Linked DNA regions of Homo sapiens: region 1 is linked to region 2. A link is a loop called in an ENCODE intact Hi-C map of the cell type or tissue named here. Cell type or tissue: B cell. All regions are shown on one strand. Links, peaks and the distances in the headings refer to the core of each region. The heading gives the core; the rest is flanking DNA. Region 1 overlaps SMO (smoothened, frizzled class receptor). Region 2 has its middle 36 kb from the start of TNPO3.

Region 1 (5,370 bases), core at 162-5,161, 120 kb before region 2:
AACTGAAATGGAACAGAAGAAGGAGGATATAGGAGAACAAAAGATGGGTTTGGGGTAGTGCCACCTATTAAGAGAGGACATGGCCCCTGTGGGAGCAGGTCCTTCCAGCCCCACAAACACCTGGGAGAGGAATACGGTGCCCTGGCCCTACTTAGACAAAGGACTAATGACACAGTCAACACTTTTGGACTGAGACTGCCAGGAAAGGGCACCCATCAGCCCAGAAAACGGCAGCCAGCCCTCATCTGCCAGACATAGGCTAGGCTGCCTCCCTGGCCACCAAAGCCCACTCTGGGAACTGTCACCTCTGCCTCCACCGTTCCTGCCCCACCACAAGCTCTGCATACCCCCTGCCCCGATGGAGCAGATGCTGCCAACCAGGCTGCAGCTGGCAGGGCAGAAACAAGGACCCTGAGCTCCAGGGCCCTGTCCCTGGGGTGAGGCCTCCCCATGGAGATGTTAGGCTCTTTCCCACAGTCCTGCTGCTTTGAGCCAGACATCCAGAACTCTCTTCGGAGGGCAGTCAGCCCACAGGTTCTCTGGAAGACGGGATCCTAGGGAAGCATGCTCGGTGAGGAAGAAGAGCCTTGAAGGTATTGGTTCCTCTCTTTCCTGTCCCAGGTCCTGCTCTGCAGGCTCAGAAGTCCGAGTCTGCATCCATGAGTTCTGTGTCCATCAGGTTGGTGCGGGAGTGAATAGGCCCCAGGCCCTGTCGGCGGCCATGAGCCCATGCCACGGGGGCCGGTGCACTGGGCAGAAATGGATCCTGAGGGGGACTGGGCTCTGGGCAGAATGGGTTGGAGACCAGGGTCCACGCTCCCTGTCGGCAAGAGTCCCCAGCTCCCCAGGCACCTGCAGCCACCAGGCATTTCTGCCGGGGCAGCTGAGGCAGTCGAGGAATGGTACTGGGGGCAGGGGCAGGGGGGTGAAGCTCAGGGGGCGGCGCCAGCGGGCACACCTCCTTCTTCCTCTTCCTCCTCTTCTTCTTCCGGCCCAGGCGCTTCTGCAGCTCTGGGGAGATCTCTGCCTCAACCAGCCACAGGTTGGCTTGTTCCTCTGGGGGCACTGACAGGAGGAGAGACAACACGAGCCTGGGGCCCTGGCTCTGTCCATGCCACCCCCGCTCCCCTGGGAGCACTTAACCTGTTAGTTCTGGGGCCCAGGTCTCTAGACTCTTAGAGCCTCAGCCCCACTCTTCAGATCCTCTGGGGCCTTTCCTTCCTCTTCCTCCTCCTCCGACAGCCCCTGTACTCCAGTCCCAGAAGCCCCCAGCCTCTGTGCTCCCCCCACCTTCCTCCAGAAGCTTGAACTCTCATACCTGGAGTTGCCACAGGGGTGACAGAAATATCCTGGGGCAGTATGGCTCCTCTCCGAGCCACCATCTTGGTGACATGCTGGGCCCAGGCAGAGGAGACATCAGCTGAGGGCTCATTGAGGTCAAAGGCCAAGCCCGCTGTGGGAATGGAAGGAAGGAAAGGAGAAGGAATAGTGACTTCCCGGTCCCTGGCAGTGCCTCCCATAGTCAGTGCCATTCATCTTCCCACAGCCAGTCCCTCCTGCTCACCAGAGAAAGCTCACCCTGTAACCACGGTGATCTCTACCCCTTCAGAATCTGAAGAGAAGGGCCTCACGTCCCCAAAGGGCCTAACTGGAGGCCAGAAATCCAGTTCTTGGAACCCTGACTTACTCTTGCCCAGGGAGAGCAACTGGAGAATTTATGAGAAGGGAGAGGGAGGGGAGTCTTCTTGGAACCCAAGCACCGGCAAGCAGACCCAGGGGCAGAAACAGAGAGGGGAGAGCCCCCCAGAGGGTAGGAGGGGCCGGGGGAAGAATGGGTGTGTGAGCGATGGAGGGAGCGCCTTGCTCCTCACAGTCGGTCTTCCAAATAATCTGTGTGCCCCCAGCAGGCTGGGAGAGACTAGCACATGGGCAGCGCGGGGCCAGGCGGCTCCGGTAGAGGAGGGGTGAGGCTCACCCACGGGCCCGTCGTGGGACACAGTGTGCATGCTGAAGGACAGCTCCTGGCCTGGGTTCTGCAGGAGCTCGTGCCGCTTAGAGAAGGCCTTGGCAATCATCTTGCTCTTCTTGATCCGCTTTGGCTCATCGTCACTCTGCCCAGTCAACCTGAGAGCAGAAGGGATAGGGAAGGAGCGTGAAGAAGCTGCCACTTCCCATCAAATCTTGGGAAGGGCCAGCGATGCCATTCTTTCCAGAGAAGGAGGCTCCCAAGGGCCTCAAGTCCTTCAAGGACTCAGGAGTAGAGGCCTTCTCTGCAAAGAAGTGGGGCCAGAATGCAGAGCTCCTGTGTGCCCAGCCCTCCAATCACTCCGCTCTTAAAAGGTGATGGCAGCTGGCTCTGCCCTTGGCCCAGGCCCAGGCCCAGGCATCAGGCCACCCAAGGACAGAAGGTGCCACCAGGGGGCAGCGGTGAACCACTGACCAAGGCTGTGCTAGAGGCAGGACCCGACAAAACCTAAAGATGGGGTCCCAAGGCTGAGGGTGAGGCGGGCAGGGCAGGAGGGGCTGGCTGCCATGCCCACCTGCACCAGGTACGCCTCCAGATGAGCAGCGTGGCCTTGGTCCAGACCCAGGTGCTCATGGCGATGCCAGTTCCAAACATGGCAAACAGGTTGATCTTCTCCACCAGAAGGCTCGGGCGATTCTTGATCTCACAGTCAGGGATGGGCTGCTTGGTGGGCAGCCCGATGGTCACATTGGCCTGACATCTACAGTGAGGGAACGTAGACAGGTGAGGCTTTCCTTTCTTTTCCTCTCTCTTTTTTTGAGATAGGATCTTGCTCTGTCACCCAGGCTAGAGTGCGGTGGCGTGATCACAACCCACTGCAGCTTCCAACTCCTGGGCTCAGGCAATCTCCTGCTTCAGCCTCCCAAGTAGCTGGGACTACAGGTGGGGTTTTCTGAGTCTACTGGGTAGACTCAGACAATCAATCCAAAAACTTTAGAAAGGGCTAAGCTCCACAGCACTGATCTCAACCCTGGGTGCTCATTAGAATCAACTGGGGAGCTTTTAATAGCTACTGATGCCTGGGACCCACCCTAGACAATTAAATTGAATCTCTGGGGCAGAGACTCAGGCATCACTGTGGTTTAAAGCATCCCAGACTGGAAGCCGGAACCTTTACGGAAGAGCCTGAAGCAGTCAGGGCTTGGACTAGCATCCATTTTAGCGACTGTCCTTGTAACAGTGGGTACTGCGCTTCTCTCAGCAGTAGCAATGTCTTACTCTCTCCAATCCATCCTCATTATGACACAAAAAAGCACAGGCAAAAACTAGCCAACATTAGCAGGTCATTAACCTATCACAGAGAGGTAACTAGTCCTGTGCCAGGATCTAAAGCAGGCTCTGCAGGAGAGCACACAGAATTAGAGGGCAACTTAGTGTCAGTCAGAGAAGACGAAGCTGAACTGGCTGCTTAACAGTCACACATGCACCAGCTGGGCAACCAAGGGGGTGGAGAGGGAAGGGCAGAGGTGAGAAGGGATGCGAAGGTTGTTTGCCACGTTTGAGAAACTACGGAGACTGATGCCTTATGCACCCAGACACCATCCATTGAATCTGCTGTCTGCAGCAGGGACCTGGCAAATCCCTGCTGCCCGGTGGGTGGAGGTGGGTGTCTTTATGGCCTTGGCTCCAGCTCCCAGCACTGCCGCCTCCATGCCCCTCACTCACAGCACATAGTCCCGGAAGCTGCGCTCCCACTCAGCCTGGTTGAAGAAGTCGTAGAAGTGGCAGCTGAAGGTAATGAGCACAAAGCCAAAGGCCAGGAAGCCAAAAATGCCTGTGGAGGACAGGGGCAGGACAGGACGTTACCAAGCCCAGTCCCGCAGCAGCAGTGGGGAGGAGAGAGTCTGCCCCACTGGGCCTCAAAGTTCACCCAGCTGGGGCTGGGGTGAACTCATGCTGGGCTCAGTCCAAGAACTGCTTTCTCTAAAATAAAATAAGAAGGGCACTTGAAGCAACTGTGGGAGGGACCACGTGGGACGTAGTGGGCAGGAGGAACCAGTCCCGGCATGAACTTGACTGAATTCTTCCCCCCGAGTAGACCCCCTTCTTTTGAGCTGCCACTACCACTACCACCTACACACACCCCTTGTCCTTGTCCCTATGGCTAACTTGTCCCACTGACTTACTGCATCCTGCCGGTCGCATAGCCCCAGGAGGGTGCAGTGTTGGGCTGGCCAGGACCTCAGACCGAAGTCCCCCGGGGCCACTCACCCAGGCGCAGCATGGTCTCGTTGATCTTGCTGGCAGCCTTCTCACTCAGCAGCCCGGGGTGGTTGCTCTTGATGGAGAACAGAGTCATGACTCCTGAACAGAAGGGGGACCTCAGACATTAGCAGGGGTGAGGCTGCCCTGCTGGGAAGGATGGGTGAGTGGGAGGAGGGTCCTAAGGCTCTGGAGTCCCAAGTCTGATTACCCCTGTGCTAAATGAAAACCTGGGGAGCTAGAGACACTGGAGAAATGGTGAGAAGACCAGGGCAGAGCCTAGACAGACACTTGAGAAGAGGGAGCCTCGGTCGTGGCCCAGCTGCCCCTGAAGAAGGGGGCAGATCAAAGCTGTTCTGATGGGAAAGACATAAAACAGACTCAAGAACAGCGCTATCCATATAATTTTTTTTTTGAGATGGAACCCTGTCGCCCAGGCTGGAGTGCAATGGCGTGATCTCGGCTCATTGTAAACTCCGCCTCCCAGGTTCAAGCAATTCTCCTGCCTCAGCCTCCCAAGCAGCTGGGATCACAGGCACCTACCATCACGCCGGCTAATTTTTGTATTTTTGTAAAGATGGGGTTTCACCATGTTGGCCAGGATGGTCTTGAACTCCTGAACTCAGGTGATCTGCCCACCTCGGCCTCCCAAAGTGCTGGGATTACAGGTGTGAGCCACCATGCCGGCCTTCCCATAGAAATATGTGAGCCACATACATATGGCAAATTTCTAGTGGCCACTTAAAAAAAGTTAAAAGAAACAAGCAAAACTAATATCAATATATTTTACAAACCTAATATATTCAAAATAAAATCATTTCAACATGTAATCCATGTAACAAATTATTAATGAGATATTTTACATTTTTTTCCCACTAAGTTTTTTTTTTAATACAGTGTGTATTTCACATTTTACAACACATCTCAATTTGGACTTGTTTCTTTTTGTTGTTGTCTTGTTTTCTTTGGAGACAGGGTCTCACTCTGTCACTCAGGCTGGAGTGCAGTGGCAAGATCATGGCTCACTGCAGCCTCAACCTCCTGGGCTCAAGCAAGCCTCCCACCTCAGCCTCTCACATAGCTAGGACCACAGGCATGTGCCACCCTGCCCAGGCAACTTTTGTATTTTTTGTAGAGATGGG
Region 2 (5,370 bases), core at 317-5,316:
CATCATTAACTACAGTCATCATGCTGTGTGACAGATCTCTTGAGCTTATTCCTCCTATCTAACTGTAATTAGGTGTGCTTTGGCAGACATCTCCCCAAACCTCCCCGTAAAACCCCAGCCTCTGGTAACCACCATTCTGCTCTCTGATTCAATGAGGTCAACTTGTTTAGATTCCACATATGAGTGAGATTATGAGGTATTTGTTTTTCTGTGTCTGGCTTATTTCAATTACCATAATGTCCTCCAGGTTCATCCACATGATTGAAAATGACAAGATTTTCTTTTCTTATGGCTGAATAATACTCCATTGTGTATATACACCACATTTTCTTTACCCATTCATTTGATTATGGACATTTTTAGGTTGATTTTTAATCTTGGCTATCATCAATAGTGCTGCAATAAACATGGAAGTTCAATAAATAAATAGGATTCATAATGCCTGTTGTTTTCTTATATCCATATATATAAATCATGTTTCTAGGTATATAAATGTCCCATTAATCCCTTTGATCACTCTAGAAAATGCTGTTTTTTCTTGAATACAAGAATGTTCAAAGAAGCACTCTTATAATAGCCCTAAACTATAAATATCCAAAATGTCTACCATGAATAAAATGGATACATTGTGGTATATTTCTACAATGGCATACTAGCACAATAGGAAAGAATGGTGTGCAACAACATAGATTAATTCACAGTGCTCAGCAAAAGGCATATATGTGAGTACATATTGTGTGATTCCTTCTATATGAAATTCAAAAGCAGATAAAATTAATCTATGATGTTAAAAATCATAATAGGAGTTACAGTGGGGGTGATTTGTGACTGGGAGGAACATGAAGGGGGGCATTAGGGAATGCTGGTAATGTTCTCTTTTTTGATCTGGAGGCTTAGTTACACAGGTGTACTCTGTGAAAATTATTTGAATGGTACATTTATGATTTGTGCATTTTTCAATTTTTGTTATAATTTGATTAATTTTTTTTTTTAGATGGAGTCTTGCTCTGTCACCCAGTCTGGAGTGCAGTGGTGCAATCTCTACCTGGTGCAACCTCTGCCTCCCGGATTTAAGCGATTTTCCTGCCTCAGCCTCTTGAGTAGCTGGGACTACAGGTGCACGCCACCATGCCCGGCTAATTTTTGTGTTTTTGGTAGAGATGGGGTTTCACCATGTTGGCCGGGCTGGTCTGGGACTCCTGATCTCAAGTGATCCACTCGCCTCAGCCTCCCAAAGTGCTGGGATTACAGGCCTGAACCACCACGGCCAGCCCATAATTTGATTATTATTTTTTTAAGTTAATTAACTAGCTGGGTGTGGTGGTACATGCCTGTAATCCCAGCTATTCGGGAGGCTGAGGCAAGAGAATCGCTTGAACCCTGGAGGCAGCGTTTGCAGTGAGCCAAGATCAGCACCACTGCACTCCCACCTGGGTGACAGAGTGAGACTCCATCTCAAAAAAATAGGCCTGGCGCGGTGGCTCATGCCTGTAATCCCAGCACTTTGGGAGGCTGAGGCTGGTGGATCACAAGGTCAGGAGATCGAGACTATCCTGGCTAACATGGTGAAACCCCGTCTCTACTAAAAACACAAAAAATTAGCCGGGCGTGGTGGCACTCCCCTGTAGTCTCAGCTACTCGAGAGGCTGAGGCAGGAGAATCGCTTGAACCCGGAAGGTGGAGGTTGTAGTGAGCCAAGATCGAGCCACTGCACTCCAGCCTGGGCGACAGAGGGAGACTCCATCTCAAAATTAAATTAAATTAAAAGTTAATTAACTAGCCAGACTAGTTACACTACTGTACACTAGGTACACTAGTGTGTACCTGTAATCCTAGCTACTTGGGAGGCCGAGGTGGGAGGACTGCTTGAGCCCAGGAGTTCAAGTCCAGCCTGGGCAACACACTGAGACCCCTGTCTCTTAAAAAAAAAAAAACAGTTGATGAAACAAAAATAATTGTTTAGCGGCCTTGTGCCGCTTTGGTCATATGTTTTGCTCTCTCTTCTTGTGACCAAGCCCTGGCAAGTTTAAGACTCTATTTGTGACCACAAAGCTAAGGGGTCCTTACAGGGGTGAAGGTTATGATCTCAGCTCCAAGATAACTGGTCCTGGAACCTAAACCAAGGGTGTGGGCAGGCCTACCCTTTTGCAAAATACTAGAAAGGCATTTGTAATTTTTTTTCAGTTTTTTTTTGTTGTTGTTGTTTGTTTGTTGTTTTTTCCATTTTTTTCTTCTCATTCTGGAAGAGGAAGAGAAGTGAGAAAAGGCAGTGAGAGTGGCTTACATAAGATGAAGTTTGTGAAAACACCTTGTAAACTGCAGGTTTTCTCATTACAAAGCAGTTTTTAATAGTGGGCAACGATAAGTGGGAGAACTGGGTTTGGGAAGCAGAAAGGGTGAGGAAAAAGAGAAAAAGTCATAATGAAGAGCGTCCCTCTGGTGATACCTTTTTTCCCTCCTTGCACCTGCCTTGGATCCAAGAAGAGCTTCCGGTCTTTGTTACAGTCAGCCCCTGGCGTCTGTTCCCCTAGCCAGGCGGAGTCCCGCTTTCTACCGCAAGAGGGCGATATGGCCACACTGAGCTGGGACCCAATTGCAGAATTGAGAGGAGTCGCTGTGGCCTGGGTTTAATCTGGCTTTGAGGGCTAGACCCCCGACTGGCCAAACCCTCCTCTGTCCCCTCCTGCCCCAAGCCAAGCTATGGAGAAACTGTGGAGCAGAAGAGCAGGGAGGCATTTCGCAAGTTGCATTTCATCTCTGGCGCATTGAAATTTAGGGCATGGGGTTGGGAAATTTGAGGGTGTTTTTTTTTCTTCCTGTGGTCTCATGGAGAATAAAATGTGCATTGCCTCTGCAAAGAGCTTGAAGACCAGGGCCAGGAATCAAAGTCCTTCTGGACCAGGGTCACGGGGGCTTTCAAAAGTGGAATGCTGGCCGGGCACGGTGGCTCACATCCGTAATCTCAGCACTTTGGGAGGTCGAGGCAGGCCGATTACTTGAGGTCAGGAGTTCAAGACCAGCCTGGCCAACATGGGGAAACCCTGTCTCTACTAAAAATACAAAAATTGGCCAGGCGTGGTGGTGGGTGCCCGTAATCCCAGTTACTCGGGAGGCTGAGGCAGGAGAATCGCTTGAACCTGGGAGGTGGAGGTTGCAGTGAGCAAAGATCCCACCACTGCACTCCAGCCTGGGCGACAGAGCGAGACTCCTTCTCAAAAAAAAGAAAAGAAAAGAAAAGAAAAGAAAAAAGAAATAAAGTAGAATATTGACACAATAGGCTTTTTAAAAAAACAAAATTTTCCCCACTGTTGAATGGTTTTCTCCTTCACTTTTCCTTTCCCAATGCTGCAGCCCACTTCTCTTCAACAACCTCACCTGAATCACACACATCAGAGCCAGAAGGGACCTAAAAGACCATTTGCTCCTGTGCTGCTCAAATTGTGCCCAATTGTCACTAGCACCAGAATCAGCTGTGCTTGTTAAAATGCAGATTCCAGGACCCTGACTCAGACGCCACTGGGTGGGTCAGAAACCTACATTTTAAATGGGCACGCACCCTCCTCCAGTATATACATGTGGTTATCCATGCGCACTAAATTTTGAGAAGTTCTTTAGTTCAGCTCTTTCCATTTACAAGGGAGGAACAAATCTCAGAGGTCAAGTGTCATGCCCAAGGTTATCCGGCAGAGTGGCAGCATCACTAGGACTGAAATCAAGACCCTGTACCCTGACCTCACATCAGGGTAAGTTTTTACTCCACGTTTCTGAGAGCCCTAGAGTTTTGAAGAGGTGCTTCAGAGGTTCTGCAAATATTTAATTGCAAAGTGACCTGTTTAAAAGAAAACAGAAATTTGGCATTTGCAACTTCTTATTATGTGAATCAGGATTTTAAAAAACCTTGTGGTTGCAAGGATCAGCCATCATGTTCATTTAATGTTATTGAGATCACTGCAAAAGTCCTACCTTTATTACTGGCTGACTTAGATAAAATAAACGGTTGAAATGCCACTTTTATTTATCTATTGGAATTCTTTTTAAAGTTTCATACGACAAAGCAATTCTACTGCTCTATATAAAATGTATTGGGCAATCACTAACTCTGCGAGCACAGTGTTAAGCACTGTGGAAATAAACAAAAACCACCCAAGTGAGAAGAAACAGAAGCTGTTTATTCAGCGCTTGCTTTAGCCAGGGTCTCAGCCACCATCACTCGCATTTGTCAGAGACTCAGGCAGGCAGGGCTGTGCAAAGCTTTATAGTGAAAAAAAGGGAAGTCTTCAGCTATGCCTTGATTGGAGCTTGTTGGCATGGGAAAGCTAGAGGTAGGCTGACTAGAAATTGAGCATCCAGTGTGATTGGATTGGGGACCATATTTGGCTTTCTGTGCTTGGTCCTGAGTTGGAAGTGGGGGCAGAAGTTAGGGCAGCTGCACTTACTGACTTGGTCAAGTTCTGACTGTTCTGGGATGATTGCTGCAGAGGCTGTGGTTTGGCTTCCTGGATGGGTTGCTGCAGAGGTTGTGGCCCAGAGTTCTATTGTCATATATGATCTGGCCATTGTCTGTTTGTATTTTCATTCTCTCAGCCTTATCTGCATTACTTCATCTAAGCCCTTTCACAACCCCATGAGATTGATAATATTATTATTTCAGCTTTGTGAATGAGAAATGGAATTGCAGAGAAGTTAGGTAACTTGGCCAAAGTCAGACAGTTATGAAGAGGTAAAGATAAAACTTGAACCTAGGCAGACTGACCTCAGAGCCCTGGGTTTCTGTCTCAGCTTTACAGGGAAAAAAAAATTATAGAAACTGACAAACTGTCTAAAAATTCCCATGAAAATGCAAAGGATCTAGATTAGCCAAAACATCTTTGAAAGAGAATAACAAAGTTGGAGGGCTAACACCACCTGATTTCAAGGCTTCATAAAAAATAATAGTCATCAAGATGAGGTGCTATTAACATCATGATAGACAGCTCAAATAGAACAGATCAAATGGAACAGAATAGAAAGTTCAGACACACATACACACACATATACAATTGATTTTTAAAAAGACCCAAAGGCAATGAGAAAGGATAATTTCTAATGAATAGTTTCAGTGAGTTGGGCTAGAACAGTTGGATAGCTATATGCAAAAAAAGAAAAAAAGAACTTCAATTCATACCTTATACCACGTATAAAAATTAAGTCAAAATCGATTATGCACCTAAGTGTAAAATCTAAAACTATAAAACTTCTAGAAAACATAGAAGTAAAATCTTTGTGACCTTTAATTAGATAATATGTCTTAGATATTACACTAAAAGCACAGTCAATAGGAAATAAATTTGATAAATTGGACTTCATCAAAATTAAAAACTTCTTTTCCTG

The links. Peaks named below come from ENCODE experiments on the same cell type or tissue, not always from the same donor. Only the 100,000 strongest peaks of a DNase experiment are listed, where the experiment ranks them.
Region 1: it touches region 2 in a loop (16-fold over the local background); 9 of 110 quality-filtered maps call a loop at or near these places.

The regions. Positions count from the first base shown.
Region 1 is chr7:129,207,719-129,213,088 of GRCh38, reverse strand. It overlaps SMO (smoothened, frizzled class receptor), which reads right to left. Exons shown (of 12, transcript NM_005631.5): 7 at 4,238-4,330; 8 at 3,692-3,800; 9 at 2,541-2,726; 10 at 1,976-2,124; 11 at 1,319-1,453; 12 at 1-1,065. The coding sequence ends at 638. Among named protein-coding and RNA genes, the nearest start is that of AHCYL2, 15 kb to the left of the region's middle. In B cell, for the core only: CTCF peaks have their summits at 2,210 and 2,412 (motif pointing right); a DNase peak (open chromatin) is centred at 2,418.
Region 2 is chr7:129,088,871-129,094,240 of GRCh38, reverse strand. It overlaps the pseudogene LOC112267982. Among named protein-coding and RNA genes, the nearest start is that of TNPO3, 36 kb to the right of the region's middle. RefSeq lists an enhancer at 4,234-4,383. In B cell, for the core only: CTCF peaks have their summits at 2,348 and 2,551 (motif pointing right); DNase peaks (open chromatin) are centred at 2,560 and 4,250; H3K27ac peaks cover 522 bases.